Regions from separate parts of the Homo sapiens genome. Here region 2 is linked to region 1. The links are chromatin loops, found by intact Hi-C in ENCODE. Cell type or tissue: PC-9. All regions are shown on one strand. Links, peaks and the distances in the headings refer to the core of each region. The heading gives the core; the rest is flanking DNA.

Evidence for each region. A loop is a pair of places that touch in the nucleus more often than their neighbours do. Peaks named below come from ENCODE experiments on the same cell type or tissue, not always from the same donor. Only the 100,000 strongest peaks of a DNase experiment are listed, where the experiment ranks them.
Region 2: a loop joins it to region 1, with 18 times the contacts of the local background. A loop is called at or near these places in 3 of 110 quality-filtered maps.

The regions. Positions count from the first base shown.
Region 1 is chr17:29,363,753-29,374,423 of GRCh38, reverse strand. No RefSeq gene overlaps it. Among named protein-coding and RNA genes, the nearest start is that of TAOK1, 21 kb to the left of the region's middle. RefSeq lists an enhancer at 4,140-4,399 and a silencer at 4,239-4,533. In PC-9, for the core only: CTCF peaks have their summits at 4,002 and 4,209; DNase peaks (open chromatin) are centred at 4,133 and 4,433; H3K4me3 peaks cover 362 bases.
Region 2 is chr17:30,088,104-30,098,774 of GRCh38, reverse strand. It overlaps EFCAB5 (EF-hand calcium binding domain 5), which reads right to left. Exons shown (of 23, transcript NM_198529.4): 20 at 8,101-8,354; 21 at 6,618-6,904; 22 at 5,839-5,935. Among named protein-coding and RNA genes, the nearest start is that of NSRP1, 23 kb to the left of the region's middle. In PC-9, for the core only: CTCF peaks have their summits at 2,688, 2,892, 4,881 and 5,082 (motif pointing right); a DNase peak (open chromatin) is centred at 2,904; H3K27me3 peaks cover 465 bases.

The DNA.
Region 1 (10,671 bases), core at 833-8,832:
TCTCCTTTTGCTAACTCAAAATTTAAACATTAAGAGAGGCTGGGTGCAGTGGCTCATGCCTGTAATCCCAGCACTTTGGGAGGCCAAAGCCGGGGGATTGCCTGAGCTCAGGGCTTTGAGACCAGCCTAGCTAACATGGTGAAACCCCATCTCTACTAAAAATGCAAAAATTAGCTGGGTGTGGTGGCAGGTGCCTGTAATCCCATCTACTTGGGAGGCTGAGGCAGGAGAATTGCTTGAACCCAGGAGGCAAAGGTTGCAGTGAGCCGAGATCGTGCCATTGCACTCCAGCCTGGGTGACAAGAGCGAAACGCTGTCTCAAAATAAATAAATAAATAAATAGGCCAGACGCGGTGGCTCACACCTGTAATCCTAGCACTTTGGGAGGCTGAGGGGGGTGAATCACGAGGTCAGTAGTTCGAGATCAGCCTGACCACCATAGTGAAACCCTGTCTCTACTAAAACTACAAAAATTAGCCAGGCATGGTGGCACGCACCTGTAATCCCAGCTATTCAGGAGGCTGAGGCAGGAGACTCGCTTGAACTTGGGAGGCAGAGGTTGCAGTGAGCCGAGATTGCGTCACTGCACTCCAGCCTGGGTGTCAGAGCAAGACTCCGTCTCAAAAAAAATAAAATAAAATAAAAATAAAATAAATAAAGAGAATCTGGGCCAGGCGCAGTGGCTCACATCTGTAATCCCAGCACTTTGGGAGGCCAAGGTGGGGAGGATCCCTTGAGCCCAGGGGTTCGAGACCAAGCTGGGCAAAACCGTGAGACCCCATTTCACATATTTTTAAAAAATAATAAGTTTTTAAAAAGAGAGACAGTGTCTGATCAACCTACTCCTTTTTAATTGCCAGATATGTTGGAAATTGCTAGCCAGGTCCTGGATTATCCACCATTGCGTCAGATGCCAATTCTGGTCCAGTCAGCTAAGGCAAAAGGGACATAACTATGGCTACCTAGAGGCTGTCTCTTCAACAGAGGCTGTGGGTGGGAAAGTTTCCCTTGGGAAGGAAATGTGGATGTAGCAGTCATGATGTTCTGTCTAGAAAAGAAATAAGAAACAACATGTACAAAGAGCATGGGAAAGAGAAATGCAGTGTCTGGAGTTGATTCAACAGATATTTACTGAAGGATTGCTAAATGTCAGTCACTATGTAAGGAATAGATAACAAATGCTTTGAGGAGTGTTAGGATGCCATGGGAGCCCATTGCAGGGCCATCCGAACAAGACATGGGATGTCAAGAAAGGCTTCTTAGAGGAAGGAAACTCCACATGGGACCAGATAGAGAAGTAGGAATAAAAAGGAGCATGGCAGGCTGGGTGCGGTGGCTCACGCCTATAATCCCAGCACTTTGGGAGGCCAAGGTGGGCGGATCACCTGAGGTCAGGAGTTTGAGACCAGCCTGGCCAACATAGTGAAACCCCTTCTCTACTAAAAATACAAAAAGTTAGCTGGGGGCGCGGTGGCTCACACCTGTAATCCCAGCACTTTGGGAGGCCGAGGCAGGTGGATCACGAGGGGAGGAGTTCGAGACCAGCCTAACCAACATGTTGAAACCCCGTTTCTACTAAAAATACAAAAATTAGCTGGGCGTGGTGGCACGTGCTGAGTAGCTGAGTAATCCCAGCTACTCAGGAGGCTGAGGCAGGAGAATTGCTTGAACCTGGGAGGCAGAGGTGGCAGTGAGCCGAGATCACACCACTGCACTTTAGCCTGAGTGACAGAGGGAGACTCCGTCTCAAAAAACAAAACAAAACAAAACAAAACAAAACAAAACAAAAAATTAGGTGGGCTTGCTGGCACATGCTTGTAATCCCAGCTACTCAGGAGGCTGAGGCAGGAGAATTGCTTGAACCCAGGAGGCAGAAGTTGCAGTAAGCTGAGATCGCGCCATTGCACCCCAGCCTGGGCAACAAGAGTGAAACTCCATCTCAAAAAAAAAAAAAAAAATTAGCTGGGCGTGGTAGCGGGCTACTGTAATCCCAGCTACTTGGGAGGCTGAGACAGGAGAATCGCTTGAACCTGGGAGATGGAAGTTGCAGTAAGCCAAGATCGCGCCATTGCCATTGCACTCCAGCCTGGACCAAAAAAAAAAAAAAAAAAAAGAGCATGGGATTCCAGGATCTGAAAGAAACTTAATGAGACTGCCAGAAAATGAGGGGGAATAGCAAGAGATATACAGGGACTATGTCATTCAGGTGCTAAAAACTGTAGTTACCATTTACTGAACACAGAACGGAACACTGTGCTCATTATTTTGTATGTATTAGTTTATTTAACCTTCTCAACAATTCTATGAGGTAGGAATAATTATTGTTCATATATATATATTTTGAGATGAAGTCTTGCTCTGTCGCCCAGGCTGAAGTGCAATGGCACAATCTCGGCTCACTGTAACCTCCACCTCCTGGGTTCAAGTGATTCTTCTGCTTCAGCCTCCCCAGTAGCTGGGAATACAGACATGTGCCACCATGCCCAGCCGATTTTTTTTTTCTTTTTTTGTATTTTTAGTACAGACAGGGTTTCACCCTGTTGCCCAGGCTGGTCTCAAATTCCTGAGCTCAGGTGATCCACCTGCCTCAGCCTCACAAAGTGCTAGGATTACAGGCGCCAGCCACCGTGCCGGTCCTCTTTTTTTTTTTTTTTTTGAGATGTAGTCTCGCTCTGTCACCCAGGCTGGAGTGCAGTGGCACAATCTCGGCTCACTGCAACCTCTATCTCCCAAGTTCAAGTGATTCTCCTGCCTCAGCCTCCCTAGTAGCTGGGATTACAGGCACCTGTCACCACGCCCAGCTAATTTTCTGTATTTTTACTAGAGATGGGGTTTCACCATGTTGGCCAGGCTGGTCTCCAACTCCTGACCTCAAATGATCTGCCTGCCTCGGCCTCCCAAAGTGGGATTACAGGTGTGAGCCACTGTGCCCGGCCTATTGTTTACATTTTTAAGATGAGGAAACCAAAACTCAGTGAGATTTACTAATTTACTAATAATCACATAACTAGCAAGTGGCCAAACTGCTAATAAATGAAATTATATTTACTTTGTGGGTCATATTCAGAATATAACGGTATTTATTTTAAGAGCAATGGGAAGCCATTGAAGGGTTTTAAAGCAAAATTGCATTTGGGAAAGATCATTCTTGCTGCAGAGTATAAAATGGATTGTAATGAGCAAAAGGAGACGTAGGGAGACCACTTGGGACCCCACTGCAGACCAGGTGAGAGATGGTATTAACTTGGACTAGGAGGACAACAGTGCTATGGATGTAATCATTCATTTATTATTTTGATCAATAAATATTGAATGAGCTCCCATGAAGAGTGCTAGGCAGTAAAGATACAAATTTGAGGCTGGGCACAGTGGCTCACACCTGTAATCCCAGCACTTTGGGAGGCCAAGGTGCATGGATCACGAGGTCAGGAGATTGAGACTATCGTGGCTAACATGGTGAAACCTCATCTCTACTAAAAATAAAAAAAATTAGCCGGGCGAGGTGACAGGCGCCTGTAGTCCCAGCTACTCGGAAGGCTGAGGCAGGAGAATGGCGTGAACCCGGGAGGCGGAGGTTACAGTGAGCCGAGATTGCACCACTGCACATTGCAGCCTGGGTGACAGAGCGAGACTCTGTCTCAAAAAAAAAAAAAAAGATACAAATTTGAGCAAAGTAGACATGGTCCCTGCCCTCAAAGAGTTTCTCTAAGAGATAGAATAGACAGGAATTAGTGGTGAGTTGCATGTGGTACTGATGGAAAATAAGTGGTCTGGGATGATTAACTGACTTCCAGTTGTCTCCGACACCTATGTTCCTTCTACCACACTACTTCCCCAAGGATTTGTATTGTAGATGAAGAGCAGGGGACTGAAGGGCAGAGTTATGAGGGAAGACCAAGGCGAATTTGGGAAGAGCTTGTATGCCATTCTCATCAACTCAGACTTTATTCTGGAAACTTTAGGGAGCCATTGAACATGTGTAAGCCAGGAAATAGCTTGGACAGATATATGTGTTAGCAAGATCAAGATTTCTTATCCTTTAACACTTAGAATTCCTACAGGGCTAACTAGGCAAGGATGAAAACATGCTAATCTTCTTTTCATATTCTACCCTCTAGTGGCAAGAGGAAAAACAGCAAGTCCAACTCCACAGGTTTGTAAGGAGCAGCCAGCTTTGATTTGCCCTGCACGTCATAGCTCAGAAAGTTTTGCTGCTCATACAATCCTCAGCAAAGACCATCCATTCATTCCGGGATTCCCCCAGCTCATGGACACAGGTCGGTCTCTAACTACAGACAGCCTTCTTCTGGAAACTCTCACCAGCCTGATTTCTAAACTCCCAGTCCACCTTCACATTGTTTGCCTGTTTTCAGTGCCTTTCCTCTGCAGATCTCTCAGTAGGCAGCCGTAAGGAGTCAGCAAAGGCTAACACGGCTGCCCTCAGCTGGAAACCTAGTGTAGTGCCTATTACATTTCTCCTGGAACCACTCCTTGTGAGAAAGGCAATTCAAACTCTATCTTAAGTGAGCATCTACTTCCTTTTCATCTGAGTTATAAAAGAATAGTGCCCCCTTTGGCTCAAATCTATGCAATGTGGAGGAAGAAAAGGCAAGAGCTAATCCTTGCCATGAATTCATCATTGTCATCGTCACCATTTCACCATTATCAGCAACAGACTCTAGAAACAACTTGGTGAAGGCTTGAAAATAGAGGGTAGAGCAGATATAGGGCAGCCTTCTCAAGGATATCTCCTCCTTTTTTTGAAAAGAGATGTTCTCTTTTTCTTGCATCTTTATTCTCAGTCCATTTGCCCTACAGCCTCTGTGCTTCCAAGATGAAGTTCTGATAAGTGTCTGCTGTGATAAGATAATAAGAGAGTCTATCTATGTAGCTTGGAAATAAACACTGGAATTGCTTCTCAAAAATCCAGATTGATTTAAACACCCTCTGGCAATGTTCTTTTGGCATCCTCCCCAATTTTAAATAACTTGGGTCACAGTTTCCTCCACTCATTGACTCAGCACTTCAGTGGCAAAGTGACCCTCTAAATTTCACCTCAGCTAAGATAGCTCCTCCACCTCCTAGAAGGATAATATTGTGAATTAAATGCTGATGCTGTTTCTGATTTAGCACATATGCACCACCCACAGACAATTTATTCTAGACTTTCTTTTAATGCCAGGGGCTTTAAGATTACTGATGAACAGATCCCTCCCCCATCCAAGCCCTCTATTCACCCAGGAATTTGCGATGGAAATAGTACTGTTGGCTGGAGTAGAGCGGCATACCAGTGCTTCTGAGAGCTGAGTGGCCGTTGCCATGGGGGCGAGTGTGTTTGTATAGAACTGCCTATACAAGGTGGCAGGATTGAGGGCTGCTTTTGATTCAGAGCTGATTAGAGTAGACCTGAGCCAGCCCCCTTATTTTACAGATGAGGAAACTGAGGCCCAAAGATTTAGTCAAATGACTTATTCAAGGTCTGAGGGCAAGGTAGAGACAGAGTTGGGCCTTTTGCAATGCATCACTCTTTCCAATAAAACACCCATTCTGGTTGAGTGGGTGCTCTTCCAGCCAGTTCCACTAATGCCACTATGTTATTACAGCACCATCAATCCAGGTGGAAGTGCCAGGAAACATGGTACAGGCAATAATGAGTATGTAAATATTCTTGCATTTGTATGCATGCATATGTTTGCATCAAATTACACGTGCACACCTGAGGGTGATTGTGCTAACTGGATGTTTTTATAGTTCTCTGATTACTGAAATTCCTTAAACCACCCTTTCCTCAAGTGAAATGCGAATAAGAAATAATACCTATCTCAAAGGATTAAATGAAATAATGAATTTAAAGTACTTAGCACAGTAGCTGGCATAATAAGTGTTTGATATTATATTGTTTCTATTATGTCTTTCTGCAATGGAATGTGTCAGTGACTGCCTTCCAGGCACTGGGCTAAATGCTTTAATTTTTCATTTAATATTTACAACACAGTCCTTTGAAATAGGTTCTTTTGTTATCTGCACAGCACTAATGAGAAAACTAGGCCTAGAGAGGTTGAATAACTTGCCTAAGGTCCCAGGGCTAGGAAGTGGCTGAGCAAGAATCAAAACCAGGTCTGTCTAATGTTAATGCCCTCAATTTAACAATTAGGTTGTACTGCCTCTCCTATAGAAAAGAGGAGACACAATGAATCTATTCTAGTGTTTTTGAATTTGTTTGCAAGAACTCTAAATCCAAATACATTAAATACAAATTGCATGTGGGGTGGACTGGCTCATCCATATAAATAAATTTTCATTAAACCCACTGAAACTGTAAGCAAAGGGTTTGTTTTCACTCCCCTTTAATTACAGTTTTTTATAGAGACCCTACTTAGGCATTTTGTATAAGAGACAATTGCCCAATGAATGCCATTTTATTCAATATCTTATTATTTCAAAACTCCATAGGTCTCCTCTTTTTTTTTCTTGCTTTGTCTCCCAGGCTGGATGCAGTGACGTGATCTCAGCTCACTGCAACCTCCACCTCCCGGGTTCAAGCAATTCTCCCTGCCTCAGCCTCCTGAGTATCTGGGATTACAGGCACCCACCACTACGCCGGGCTAATTTTTGTATTTTTAGTAGAGATGGAGTTTCTCCATGTTGGCCAGGCTGGTCTTGAACTCCTGACTTCAGGTGATCTGCCCGCCTCGGCCTCCCAAAGCACTGGGATTACAGGTGTGAGTTGCCGCGGCTGGCCCATAGTCTCCAGACCTATGTAAAAAAATACTAATCTAGGCCGGGCAAGGTGGCTCACCTCTGTAATCCTAGCACTTTGGGAGGACAAGGTGGGAGAATCACTCGAGTTGAGGAGTTGGAAACCAGCCTGGGCAACATAGTGAGACTTTGTCTCTACAAAAAATAAACAAAATTAGCTGGATGTGGTGGTGCATGTCTGTAGTTCTAGCTACTTGGGAGGCTGAGGTGGGAGGATTGCTTGAGCCCAAGAGGTTGAGGCTGCAGTGAGCCAGATCACGCCACTGCACTCCAGCCCGGGTGACGCAGTGAGACCCTGTCTGAAAAAACAAGAGGAGTTTAAAACCAGCCTGGGCAAAATAGGGAGACCCGTCTCTCTACAAAATATAAAAATAAATTAGCAGGCCAGGAGCAGTGACTCACGCCTATAAGCCCAGCACTTTGGGAGGCCAAGGCAGGCTAATCACCTGAGGTGGGGAGTTCGCAACCAGCCTGAACAACAGGTTTAGTAGAAACCCTGTCTCTACTAAAAGTACAAAATTAGCTGGGTGTGGTGGCACATGCCTGTAATCCCAGCTACTAGGGAGGCTGAGGCAGGAGAATCGCTTGAACCTGGGAGGCAGAGGTTGCTGTGAGCCGAGATCGCGCCATTGCACTCCAGCCTGGGCAACAAGAGCGAAACTCCATCTCAAAAAAATAAATAAGTAAATAAAAAATTAGCAAGGCATGGGGGCTTCCATCTGTGGTCCCAGCTACTTGGGAGGCTGAGGCAGGAGGATCACTTGAGCCCTGGAGGTCAAGGCTGCCATAAGCAGTGATCATACCGCTATACTCTATCTGGGTGACAGAATGAGACCCTGTCCCCCTACACACCCCAAAAAGAATATACCTATTTGTTTTCTATCTCCCCTACTAGATTGTAGGCTCCATATGAGAACAAGGACCATGGCTGCTTAGTTCATCAAGATATATGGTGAACCTAGCAGAATGCCTAGCACATAGTAAGCACTCATAAATAGTAGCTGATGTCATTATTCCTAGTGAACTCCCTTTTTCATTCTGCAAAATGGCTGTTTCAAAGCTATACCACTCTCTTCAAACTTCCTCCTCTAATCTTTACCTCCTTAAAATAGGATAGAAATTACTATCTTATTCTCTTTTTTTTTTTTTTCTGAGACAGAGTTTCGCTTTTGTTGCCCAGGCTGGAGTGCAATGGTGCGATCTTGGCTTACTGCAACCTTCGCCTCCCAGGTTCAAGTGATTCTCCTTCCTCAGCCTCCAGAGTAGCTGAGATTACAGTTGCCCGCCACCACACCCAGCTAATTTTTTGTATTTTTAGTAGAGATGGGTTTTCACCATGTTGGTCTCGAACTCCTGGCCTCAGGTGATCTGGCCGCCTTGACCTCCCAAAGTGCTGGGATTACAGGAGTGAGCCACCGCATCGGGCCACTATTCTCATTTTCTATAATCTCCTTAAATGCCCTGAATTTGAGTTAAACTGGACCACTTAACATTCCGTCACACCTCCAACCCACTGTTCGCACTATTCCTCTCCCAGAAATGCCCCCGTCTACTTCCCATCCCATATTGTCATGTTGTCCTTAAAGCTCAACTCAAAGGGCAAGCGCATTCCCTTTTTAGTTTTCCCTGATAGTCCACAATTAACTGTTTCCTTCCCAGAGCCTTTCACAATACTTTTACATTAACTTTTCACATTTTTTATGTGTTATTTGTGTGAGTCTCTTACCCCAAGGAGTGAATTCTTTAGGGATAAGAGATTTGTTATCTTCTTTAAATCCCCACCACTCAGTACAGCTCTTGATGCATGGAATGCAGTCAATATATAGTAAGCAAATTAGTAAATCCAGGGCAGAGTATCTTTAAAAGAAAAACACAAGTTATCCCAGAAACTAACAATAAGAGACCTGATAGGACTCTGAGAAAAGGCAAATACTGAAAAGGCCAGGTGTGGTGGTTCACACCTGTAATCCCAGCACTTTGGGAGGCTGAGGTGGGCGGATCACAAGGTCAGGAGATTGAGATCATCCTGGATAACACGGTGAAACCCCGTCTCTACTAAAAATACAAAAAAATAGCCGGCCTGGTGGCAGGCGCATGTAAGTCCCAGCTATTCAGGAGGGAGGCTGAGGCAGGAGAATGGTGTGAACCCTGGGAGGCAGAGTTTGCAGTGAGCCGAGATCGTGCCACTGCACTCCAGCTTGGGTGACAGAGCGAGACTCCATCTCAAAAAAATAAATAAATAAATAAAATAAAAAGAGAAAAGGCAAATACTGTGTTAATCATGCCTCAGAAACATCTTTTCTTTAAAAACCATAGAAATCGGCCAGGTGTCCGGGTGCGGTGGCTCATGCCCATAATCCCAGCACTTTGGGAGGCCGAGGCGGGCGGATCACAAGGTCAGGAGTTCAAGACCAGCCTGGCCAATATGGTGAAACCCCGTCTCTACTAAAAAATACAAAAATCAGCCAGTCGTGGTGGCACACGCCTGTATTCCCAGCTACTCAGGAGGCTAAGGCCGGAGAATCACTTGAACCCGGGAGGCAGAGGTTGCAGTGAACTGAGATCGCACCACTGCACTCTAGGCTGGGCAACAGAGTGAGACTCTGTCTCAAAAAAAAAAAAGAAAAAAAAAAGCAATGGGCCAGGCACGGTGGCTCATGCCTGTAATCCCAGTACTTTGGGAGGCCAAGGCGGGGCAGCTCACTTGAGCCCAGGAGTTTAAGACCAACCTGAACTCATGACGAAACCCCATCTAAAAAAAAATTACAAAAATTAGCCAGCGTGGTGTTGCAACTACTTGGGAGGCTGAGGTAGGGGGATCACCTGAGCCCTGGAGGCTGAGGCTACAGTGAGCCCTGATCATGCCACTGCACTCCAGCCTGGGTGACAAAACAAAACCTGGTCTTAAAACAAAACATAGAAATCCTCAAAGAAGCTTCTCTTCCCACATGGAAAAACAGAAACCCAGAAATTGAGTGAAAATTGAGTGAAATCAGGACTCCTTGGGCTGACCACTAAGGCTTTAAGAAAAAAAGTCGGATGCTCCTTACTTAGGGAAAATGTGAATGTGAGCTACTCTGTTCTTTCTTTCTTTCTTTTTTTTTTTTTTCTGAGACAAAGTCTCATTCTGTCGCCCAGGGTGGAGTGCAGTGGTGCGATCTCGGCTCACTGCAACCTCCACCTCCCGGGTTCAAGCGATTGTCCTGTCTCAGCCTCCCGAGTACCTGGAATTACAGGCATGCGCCACCATTCCCGGCTAATTTTGTATTTTTAGTAGAGACTGTGTTTCACCATGCTGGCCAGGCTGGTCTAGAACTCCGGACCTCAGGTGATCCGCCCGCCTCAGCCTCCTAAAGTGCTGGGATTATGGGTGTGAGCCACCGCACTTGGCCTTAGTTACCCTTTTCTAACTCTCGTTCAATCTACAAAGAGGAGCTAGGCTCTACTTCCAGATATTCTGAGTTAATTGGTTTAGCATATAGGAATCGGTATTTTTTAGAAGCCTCCCTGAATGATAAAATGTGCAGCCAGGTTGGAGAAGCAGTTCTTAGAATGACGTTATGGACATAATATGCCCCTCTTAAACTCATATGTTGAAGCCCTAACCCCTAATGTGGTGGGTTTTGGGGGTGAGACCTTGGGAGGTAATTAGATTTAGATGAGGTCTTGAGAGTAAAGCCCCGTATTGAGATTAGTGTCCTGATAGGGAGGAAGAGACCAGACCTCTGTGTGTGTGTGTGTGTCTCTCTCTCCCACAATGTGAGGACACAGCTGGAAGTTGGCCATCTGCAAGCCAGGGCAAAGGCCCTTACCAAGAACCTGATCATGCTGACCCTGTGATCTGGGACTTCCCAGCCTCCAGAACTTTGAGAAATAAATCTGTTTTGTTTTTGTTTTTGTTTTTTGAGACAG
Region 2 (10,671 bases), core at 1,853-9,852, 720 kb before region 1:
GTGATGAAAATGTTCTAAAATTAGATAGTGGTGATAACTGCACAATCTGGGATATATATTCAAAACCACTAAATTCTACACTTTAAAATGTACAAAGAGTGAAATTTATGGCATGTGAATTATGTCTCAGTTTTTAAAAAAGACAATGGAAAGCCAGGTGTGGTGGCAGCAGTCCTGTAGCTACTTGGGAGGCTGAGGTGGAAGGACAGCTTAAGCCCAGGAGTTTTTTTTTTTTTTTCTCTGTAGACAGGGTCTCGTTCTGTGGCCCAGGCTGGAGTGTAGTGGTGCAAACATGGCTCACTGCAGCCTCAACCTCTTGGGTTCAAGCGATCCTCCCACCTCAGCTCTCCTGACTAGCTGGAACTACAGGCACATGCCACTACTCCCAGCTTTTTTTTTTTTCCAAGTTTTTTGCAGAGACAGGGTCTCAGTATGTTGCCCAGGCTGCTCTTGAACTCCTGGGCTCAAGCGATCAGCCCACCTCAGCCTCCCAAAGTGCTGGGATTACAGGCATGAGCCACTGATAGAGAAAGAATTGAAGCCTGGGTATGGTGGCTCACGTCTGTAATCCCAGCACTTTGGGAGGCTGAGGTGGGAGAATCCCTTGAGGTCAGGAGTTCAAGACTAGCCTGGTAATATAGTGAGACCCCCACCTCTACAAAAAATAAAAAAATTAGTTGGGTGTGGTGGCACGTGCCTATAGTCCCAGCTACTTGGAAACCTGAGCCCAGAGGATTGCTTGAGCCAGGGAGGTCGAGGCTGCAGTGAGCTGTGATTGTGGCACTGCACTCCAGCCTGAGTGATAGAGGGGGGCCCTGTCTCAAAACACAAAACAAAACAAAAACAGAGGAACTGAGATCTCTAGAAGAGATGGCTTTGGGAAAAGAAAATAAATTAGAACTAATAAATTACCTGATAGAACTGTCTTATGGGAGAGACAAATGGAAGGGGTGGGAATTATCAAGAAGTACAAATAAAACTAAGAAAGTTTAAAAATAAAAGACAATTATTTACTTCAGGAAAAACAAAAAAAATGAGGAATCAAAATATGCTACAATCCTCAGCTGTGTATAATATTTGCATAGGCAAAATCATGTAAACATTGCATCTTTAACCCCAAATTATAAATATAACTACATTGGGAGGATGGGGTAAGAGAATGGTGGTATAACAGAACAAAATCTTCATTTATAATCAGAGGAAATTGACTGATAAGGTTTAAAATTGATGAATCAAAAGACAGCAATATGTGCATAACAGAAATAGATGTGCAAATGCCAAGAAGAAACAGTGAAAGAACAAAACATGGTTGCCCCTGGCGAGGGGGACTGAAGAGTATGAAAGAGAAGATATGGGCTAGTGACTCTTTTTAGGCTTTTAGTTCTATGTGACCTTTTCAATTACTTTAATAAAAAATTTAAAGCCAGCTCAGTGGCTCACGCCTGTAATCCCAGCACTTTGGGAGGCCGAGGGGGCGGATCATCTGAGCTCAGGAGTTTGAGACCAGTCTGACCAAGACGGAGAAAGCCTGCCTCTACTAAAAATACAAAATTAGCTGGGCAGGGTGGCACATGCCTGTAATCCCAGCTACTCGGGAGGCTGAGGCAGGAGAATCGCTTGAACCTGGGAGGCAGAGGTTGCGGTGAGCCGAGATCGCGCCACTGCACTTCAGCCTGGGCAACAAGAGCGAAACTCCATCTCAAAAAAAAAAAAATATATATATATGTATATGTATATGTATATGTATATGTATATGTATATGTATATGTATATGTATATGTATATGTATATAATTGTGACCGGGGTGGTGGCTCATGCCTGTAACCCCAGCACTTTGGGAGCCATGGCAGGTGGATCACCTGAGGTCAGGAGTTCGAGACCAGCCTGGTCAACATGGTGCAACCCCGTCTCTACTAAAAATACAAAAATTAGCCAAGCGTGGTGGCACGTGCCTGTAATCCCAGCTACTGGGGAGGCTGAGGCAGGAGAATCTCTTGAACCCGGGAGTCAGAGGTTGCAGTGAGCTGAGATTGGGCCACTGCATTCCAACCTGGGTGACAGAGCAAGACTCCATCTCAAAAAAAAAAAAAAAAAAAATATATATATATATATATATATATATGCTTTCAGGATAAAAGACAGTTTTAACAGCCACTAAAATTTTAAACAATGAGTGTCAAATTAAATAGAAAAATGTTCTTATTAAACCAAGTTTTTTTTCTAGAGACGGTATCCACTATGTTGCCCAGGCTGGAGTGCAGTGCTATTCACAGGCACCATCATTGTGCACCATAGTCTTGAACTTCTGGCCCCAAGCAATCCTTGTGCCTCAGCTTCCCAAGTAGCTGGGACCACAGGTGCATGCCACCATGCTCCACGTCTCATCAAGCTCATTTTTAAAAGTCTTTAATCAGATATCAAAGTAGCAGTAATGTTATCTATACATGTAAAACTGTATTTAGTTGTTCCTCTTAATAACTACTGTTAGAAAATTTCAAAATTTAAATCACAAGAAGTGATAAGAAACATAAAGAGAATGGCTGGTTTGATTGTCTTTTTTCCTCTGAATAACTTGGAACTGAAAAGCAGGGGGTTTGCATGCATGGGAAATAGGTCAAACATCCAGGCCTGAGATCTTTACCCAGAACAGAGTGTTATACCCTTCTCTTGTGCATTGTATGAGTACTTGTCTAATATCATAACTCGTAACTAAAAGGCATTTTTAAGGGGCTCTTGCCAGGACAAAGGAAATCTGTTCTCAAGCTGAACTGATATCTCCTCCTCCATGGCCTAAAATCTGTGAGCAACTTGTAAATAAATGGTGCACTCTTAGCTCTCTATTAAACCCAAGTCTAGCTGCGATGGCAAGTTTTTTCCTTAAGAGGGAGCCAACAATTCCCATTCAAGATGACTAAGTCCAAAAAGACTGCAGAGAACTGTAATTGAATCCAAACCAATGTTAGCATACAGAAGGTTTAAATGAATAGGACAGAACAATGTTCTTGGTGTCTGGTTGTCCATTTTGGCTTGACCCATTTCAAAGAAAAAGGCATGTCCTCAGAGTTGCAGATTCAGTGCTGTTTCCTACTTGTTATTTCTGGATTGTCGGTAGAATCATTCTACCAAGGTTCCTGTCAGGTCCTTAGCTGTGCAGTGGGGAGTTAAGGAATGAGTCATGTTCCATTTTTGTAATGGAGTTGCAGGGAGCGTGGCACCTATGAGAGCCACCATGATGGCAGCAGTAGCAATTAGGGAAGGATCTCCCAGGGAAGGCGAATCTTGAAGATAAAAGTTAATTAGGACTGTGAGTCCAGCAGTCCTCCCCTGAAGGCACCTTCCTTCATTGTCACCCTTAGAGGATCATGGTGTCATTTTATTGAGGAAGCTGGTGGGTTTCTTTATAAATGGTGACAGCACTGAGCCTCTGGCTGCTTTGACAGAGTTGGAGCTCTGGGACCCCTGTAGGAGAAGTGGAGGGCCGGGGGCACTCCTGCCAAGACCAATGTCTGTGGACTTGTAAACACTTGGATTTAGGGGAGGAGGTATGGTCACTTGGCAGAGACCCAGGTTCTACACAGAAAAGTGATTCTGGTTATACTTGCAATAGGGGACAGCTCTTCTTGCCTCTGGGTCTAAGAACATTTCCAAACAGGCAACATCTGTCTAAAATTCCTGGGAGGGAGACATGCAGCAGTTATGGGGCATCCTGAACGACCAGGTGAGGCTGGCAGCAGAGGTCCCAAGTGGAGTGGGGAGAATAGGTCCTTGAGAGGGTGGTCACGTCATGAATCTCCAGGTAGAAAAGACCAACTACTAGGAGTATCTTAGGCAAAGTGACAGAGAATAGTAGGCTATTGATGTACTACTGCAAACACAGCTGTCTGGGAGTGCTCACTGGAGTCAGAGGGTCCCCCACAGGGAAGTATGTCAGCAGCACTCACCTGCAATGGCACAGTCTTGGGAGGCCAGGCCTGCCCAACAAAGCTACCCAATGTTACTTCACAGATGACTGGCTCAATCTAAAGGCAAGACACAGCTGCCTAGAGTTTCATCAGAATAAAAAAAGTATCTCCTTTTTGTTGTTGTTGTTTTTGAGACAGGATCTCATTCTGTTGCCCAGGCTGGAGTGCAGTGGCATGATCACATTTCACAGCAGCCTCAACCTCCTGGGCTCAAGTGATCTCCCACCTCAGCCTCCTGAGTAGCTGGGATTACAGGCGTGCACCACCACACCCAGTTATTTTTTTTTTTTTTTTTTTTTTTTTTTGGAGAGACAAGATTTTGCCATGTTGTCCACGCTAGTCTCCAACTTCTGGGCTCAAGCAATCTGCCCACGTTGGCCTCCCAAAGTGTCGGGATTACAGGTGTGAGTCACTGTGCCTGGCCAAAAATACCCTTTTCTTTCTTTTTAAAAAAATTATTATTATACTGTAAGTTTTAGGGCACATGTGCACAACATGCAGGTTTGTTACATAGGTATACATGTGCCATGTTTGTTTGCTGCACCCATCAACTCGTCATTTACATTAGGAAATACTCTTTTCCTGAACTAGGATGAAGTGGGGGTGAGAGTTGGCAGCGGAAGCCCTAAGAAAGTATGGACACATTACCAGTCCTAATTCTGCCCTTTTGGTAAAATAATAGTTTGGAAGGCGTGGTGGGTTAGGAGCTATGCTATATAGTCCAGCAGTCTCTGCCTGTCACAGGCTGAACCTACAGGTATTATTGGTGACATTTCATTCTGGGTAGATTCGTGGAGTAGGGCCCTTACTTAAAGCTGCTAGGCCAGGTAAACTTCCAGCAGCAGATTGCCCTGCCTGAAGACTCCTCTCCTTCTGGCACAAACAGAAAGGCACCCCGAAGAATTCCTCTCCCTTCCCCTAAGCTGGAAGCTTAGAATTTCCTGATATAACTGCATCTGAAGGAGAGAGGGTTGGTATCTGGGTGACCTACGAACTTTCTTGATTGCTGCGGAGACTGTGGTTAACACTAAAGGCTTGGCGGTGGTGATTGGGGAGCCTATGGGCTATTTTCTGGCTGAGTCGGGCTCCGTTAACTGCAATTAATATTTCTTCCACCAGAGGGCACTATTGGAAAGCAGAAAGTGGTGGGTAGCGTTGGTGGTCAAGGCTTCTCAGGAATAAGCTAGGATAGTTCCCCGTTAATCCAGAAACTCTTCTGCGTTGGTCTAGAGCCTCCACAGATAGTAGGAGAGCGGGAAGAGGAGGAAAGGGATAGATTTAGTGAGCAATTTCTACAGAGCCATTTTCCCAATTATGATTACTTTTCATAACAAAGAAAAAAACAAACTATAAATGAATTCCTCATCACAGCCTGAGGCCTCTGGTGGGAGAATACAGGTCAGTGGAGGACCTTGGGCCTCTGTTTGTATATTTACTCTCATATGTGGCCTATTCCCTGTGGCCAAACAGCTAATCGTCTTCTCCAACCTGAGAGCCTCGCTGCTCTCCATTCTTGGTGATTCTCCTCCTTGAAAAAGTCTATTATTTTCTTTGGTTATTTATTAAGCTAAAGATAGCCTTTTTGCTTAAAATTTCCATTCTCATTGCAGCCCCATTTGCATTTTTAAAAATAAATAATGCACATGTAGTCAATAAGTGGGAGATAGATGTGCTTTTGAATTCTCAAAATGTGGCATAGACAATGACTTTGGGGAATGATGCAATAGATTACATAGTGTCCCTCCTCTTAGAAGACTTATAACTATTTTCTCCTAAAAACTGAATTTATGACCCACTTGCTTTATCCTAATAAAAATCACAACTGTGTTTTATTGCTGTTGGCATAGATTTAGGCTGTAATTAAGTGGAAATTTACCTCTGATATATTCATCAATAAGCTGTACATTAACTTCCACATGCTTGGCAGTTGGATCAAAGGCACAAATATTGTTGACTAAATATTTGTTAACATACTGTGAACAAACAACAAGAGAAAATTTATGGGATCACCAGGAAGCAGAAATACAGTGCCCAGTTCAACAGCTTACATAATTCCATTTATATAGATTTTAAAATAGGCAAAACCAATCAATGGTGTTAGAAGTGAAGATGATGGTTACCCATGGCCGGGTGTGGTGGCTCACGCCTGTAATCCCAGCACTTTGAGAAGCCCAGGTGGGAGGACCACCTGAGGTCAGGAGTTCGAGACCAGCCTGGCTAACATGGTGAAACCCAGTTTCAACTAAAAATACAGAAAATTAGCTGGGCGTGGTGGCGGGCACCTGTAATCCCAGCTACTCGAGAGGCTGAGGCAGGAGAATTGCTTGAACCCAGGAGGTGGAGGTTGCAGTGAGCCGAGATAGCGCCATCGCACTCCAGCCTGGGCAACAAGAGTGAAACTCCGTCTCAAAAAAAAGATGATGGTTACCCTTGGGGTGGGTGGGGTGAAGGGATGATGAGGAAGGGTACAAAGGAGAGCTTTTGGGATTCCATAAATGCTCTATTTCTTGATCTAGGTCTGGTTACGTGAACGTGTTCCACTCAGTAAAAATTCTTGCATTTGTACCCTTATGATTTATGCAATTATGATTTGTACAGTTAAATTTGTTTAGGCGATTCTTCAATTTAAAAGGTGCTTTTTAAAAAAAAACTTACAAATTTACACTTATCCCAACTTCCAAAGTCACTTGAAAATTCCAACTCTGGATGAAAGAACAAGATAACCGCCTTCAGGATGTCACGCACTAGTTTCACGTTGGCTTCCAACTCCATAGATTTGCTGTCTTGAGGAGAATTTGGCTCTGTTACAAGAGTATGGTCATAGAGCAACAGTGACACAAATTCCATGGAATTGAGTAGTTGGATGCTTTCCTGTAGCTCGAGCAGCATGATTCGGAAGAAGAGAATTCCTGCCCGCTGGACTTCCCTGACATTTTCAATCTCTGGAATAACAAAATGATAGCTCACATTGCTGTTCAGTCTAATGTACATTGCTGTACATTACTTTTTCATAGGATTCTGAACATATTATAGTAAATGTTTTTGTCAAGAAAAAGCAGACCATAGCCTTTGGTTTTAAACAATCTCAGTTTCTTTAGCCATGAAATCAAAAGAAAGCAATGAAATTACTCCCGGTGAAGCTCATAGGAAGAGGCTTTGAGAAAAGGCAAAAACTTGGGTTTTAGAGTTAGACCCTGGTTTGAACACACGCTGTCACCCTTATTAGTCTATTGTCTCTCTGAATATCCTTTTCCTCTTCTGTGAAAATGGGCTTAATCCCTACTTCCTTGGTTAGCTGTGAGAATTAGAGAAGATGATATATGTAAAAGTGCTTAGTTACAGGCGTTACACATAGTGAACACTTAGGAGACATGAAATTTCTCCTTTCTTCTTATCCCACTCTATGACATAGTTACAAATCTTTTGGCTCAATCCCACATAGTGTTACTCTGCTAATTCTATTCACTTCATTCTAGGAAGCCAAAGGTTTCCAGGCCTTCTTCCTCCCTCCCTCTCTCCAGCTGGCATTGCGCTGAGAGTAGCCTAGTGGATGTGGAATCACAAAAACTAAAGTCTAATCCTGGCTCTCCCACCAGCTTGCTATTGGACCTTAGATAATCCACTTTACTTTTGCAGTCTTTAGCATCTTTATCTGTAAAACGAGATGTTCTGATTACTTAATGCTGTATAACATAGTGGGAAGAGCACCCAAATCTAGGTTCAAATCCAGCCCTCACCATTTCTTAACTGTGTGACTGGGGGCAATTTGCTTACTTTCCTCACCTGTAAGTGGGGTATCACTATTCATCTCATAGGGTTATGGCAAGGATTGAATGAAATAATATCTGAAGCACATAATGGGGGTATTTAATACATGCTAGTTCTAGCTTGCCTTTATGAGCCCTTCCAGCTCTAAAACTGTAGGAATCTAACCATGAGAATGTGATTCCAGGCTGTTTCCTTTAATTTGTAGACATTACTCGTCAGCGCAAGACTGCATAAGGGAATTCCTTTTATATGAAAAGATGTGTATGTTGTAACAATTCATTTTAGAAAGTGCATATTTCATTGCACTCCCTGTGATTTCCCCAAAACCTATTAAACCTGTGAATTTAGACTGATGCCACATGAACGATACCTAAGATATATTTTTTCTTTATCTCTCCAGAGAACTCGCCAAGTATTTCATAGCAGGCCACTTGGACCACTTTCATCATTTTCTGTAGATCTTTATATTCTTGACACAACAACATCCTATTTTGGCCGATGTTAAAATCGAGGACTCCCAGAGCCTCTCCTGTTCTCTCACGAAGTGGAACTACTATATGCGTTTCTCCACAGGCAGAAGCCAGAACAACTTCTGAACTGTCAGTACATTTAAAGAGGAAATCTCTGAAATCAAAACCAAATAAGCACAAGGATATTAAACATCTGTCTGTTCACATCATTCCACCAAAACATATTGAATTACTCTCTTGTGCCTACCTCACTTCCACCATGCCAGCCCTTCTTGCTGTTTCATCTGCCTGGAGCATTCTAGCCCTTGATTTCACATGGCTGTCTGTTTGCTCACTCATGTCTCTGCTCAAACATCCCCTCGGCAGAGAAGGCGTCCCTGACCACCCAATCTCAAGCAGCGCCCAAGCCACTCTCCATCATGATACTTTGCTTCGTTGTCTTGGCTTATCTGAAGGTGTTCATTTTTTGTTTACCTATTGTCCATTATGCTTTGGTGGAGTGCCAGCAGAAATGATGAGTGTGTTAGGTCGGGTTCCCTAGAAGCAGAGCCTGAGACAGGGATGCTTATGCAAGTGATTTACTGAGCGAGTGTTCGCTGGAGAAACCTGTGAGGGACTGAATGAAGCAGGACAGGCAAGGGGAAGAAGCTAAGTAAGAATGTAATTTCACATGAAGTCTAGCCTCGGCCTGATCCCAAGGGGAGCTCTGAAAGGTCAATTGTACCAAAGAATCTGTCCCACCTTGAGGCAAAGGGAGGGGTTTTTTGCATCCTAGCACTAGTCAGTCATTGGCTCTAAGCTGCCCTGGGTGTGTGTGGGCAGTTTGGGCTGGGGGAGTGTTTACCCATCTCTTAGGTAACTCCTGGTGAAGAGCTCCAATCGCTCAAGGGCGCTCCTCCAGAGAAAGTTACGGTGTGAGCCAGGCCGTGCCTACAGCAGCTGGTAAAAGGCATTTTGGGGATCTGGGTAGAGCATCTATAGCATCTGCCTCAGTGAGAGACTTGAGATTTTCATGGAAATGTGGTGGCTGCTTCTTTCTCTTGGTGAGGCACAGACACACCTCTTTTTCTTTCTTTTCCCTTTCCCCATCTACATTAATTCTGATATGCCATTTCTTTAAGGTATTTGTAAAAAATTGGTACTTTGCATCCTCGAAAAGCGCATTTATAGTTTCTATATCAATCCTACAGTGACAGGTAAGATGATGTCCTTCTGCTATTCCCACCCCTTTTGCTGCTGCTGAGCCACCACTTTGTGTTGTGTCTCGATGAGTGCCATAGTAATAATGCATCATACTAGGCTTTCCAGGAATAACAATAGAGCCCATTGGTCAACTGACTTCCTCCAAAGACATCTGTTCTAAGTTACACACAAGAATCCAGGGCTATGCATGTTCCCACTCATAGGTGGGAATTGAACAATGAGAACACTTGGACACAGGGTGGGGAACATCACACACCGGGGCCTGTCGTGGGGTGGAGGGAAGGGGGAGGGATAGCATTAGTAGATATACCTAATGTAAATGACAAGTTAACGGGCGCAGCACACCAACATGGCACATGTATACATATGTAACAAACCTGCACGTTATGCACATGTACCCTAGAACTTAAAGTATAATTTAAAAAATACATAAAAAAAAAGAATCCAGGGCTATGAGTCTGGGTATTACAAGGACTTCTGTAAAACTTTTGACCAGCACAAGGAATAACTATGTGGAAAAGAGCTTGAGATTGAACCAACATTCTGGCATGAGGCCAAACTAAAATTTAATTGACATATGTAATTAAATGTTGAGTTAGCCTACTGGTCTGGGATTACTGAGTTACCGCCTACTCAACGACAGTGACCCCCTAAGAAGCAGTCATTCCCTTTTGCAATAGGTGTGTTCTCAGTTAAGATCTGTTTACATTTGTACACATTTTAGTAGTATTCCTTGCATTTGACAAGTGAGAGTCATTCTAAGTAATTTAGAACCGAGTACTTATTAAATACAACATGCTTTGCCTTCTCTCCAACTCTGCATGTCTTCTTTAAATAAAAAAGACATTCACAGTCTTGCTAATATTCACACATGAGCTCTGATGAGTGATGTGAATGTATTATTCATAATCATGGTGGGCTTTTGTTGAATTCCATATTTACAAGGAAATTCATGGAAAATAAAACACTTTCATGCTTTAAAACATGCAATTTTAAAATAAAATGCCAATGAAATCTGTTTTAAAAAGGACTTGGGAAGGCTGGGCACCATAAAGAGACCCTGTCTCTTAAAAAAAAAAATTAAATGAGCTGGGCTTAGCAAATACGTGTAGTCCCAGCTATTTGGGAAGCAGAGGCAGGAGGTTAGCTTGAGTCCAGGAGTTTGAGACTGCCATGAGCTAAGATCATAGCACTGCACTCCCACCTGGGTGACACAGTGAGAACTCATCTCTCAAGAAAAAAGGATTTGGGAAAAAAAGAGTAAATAT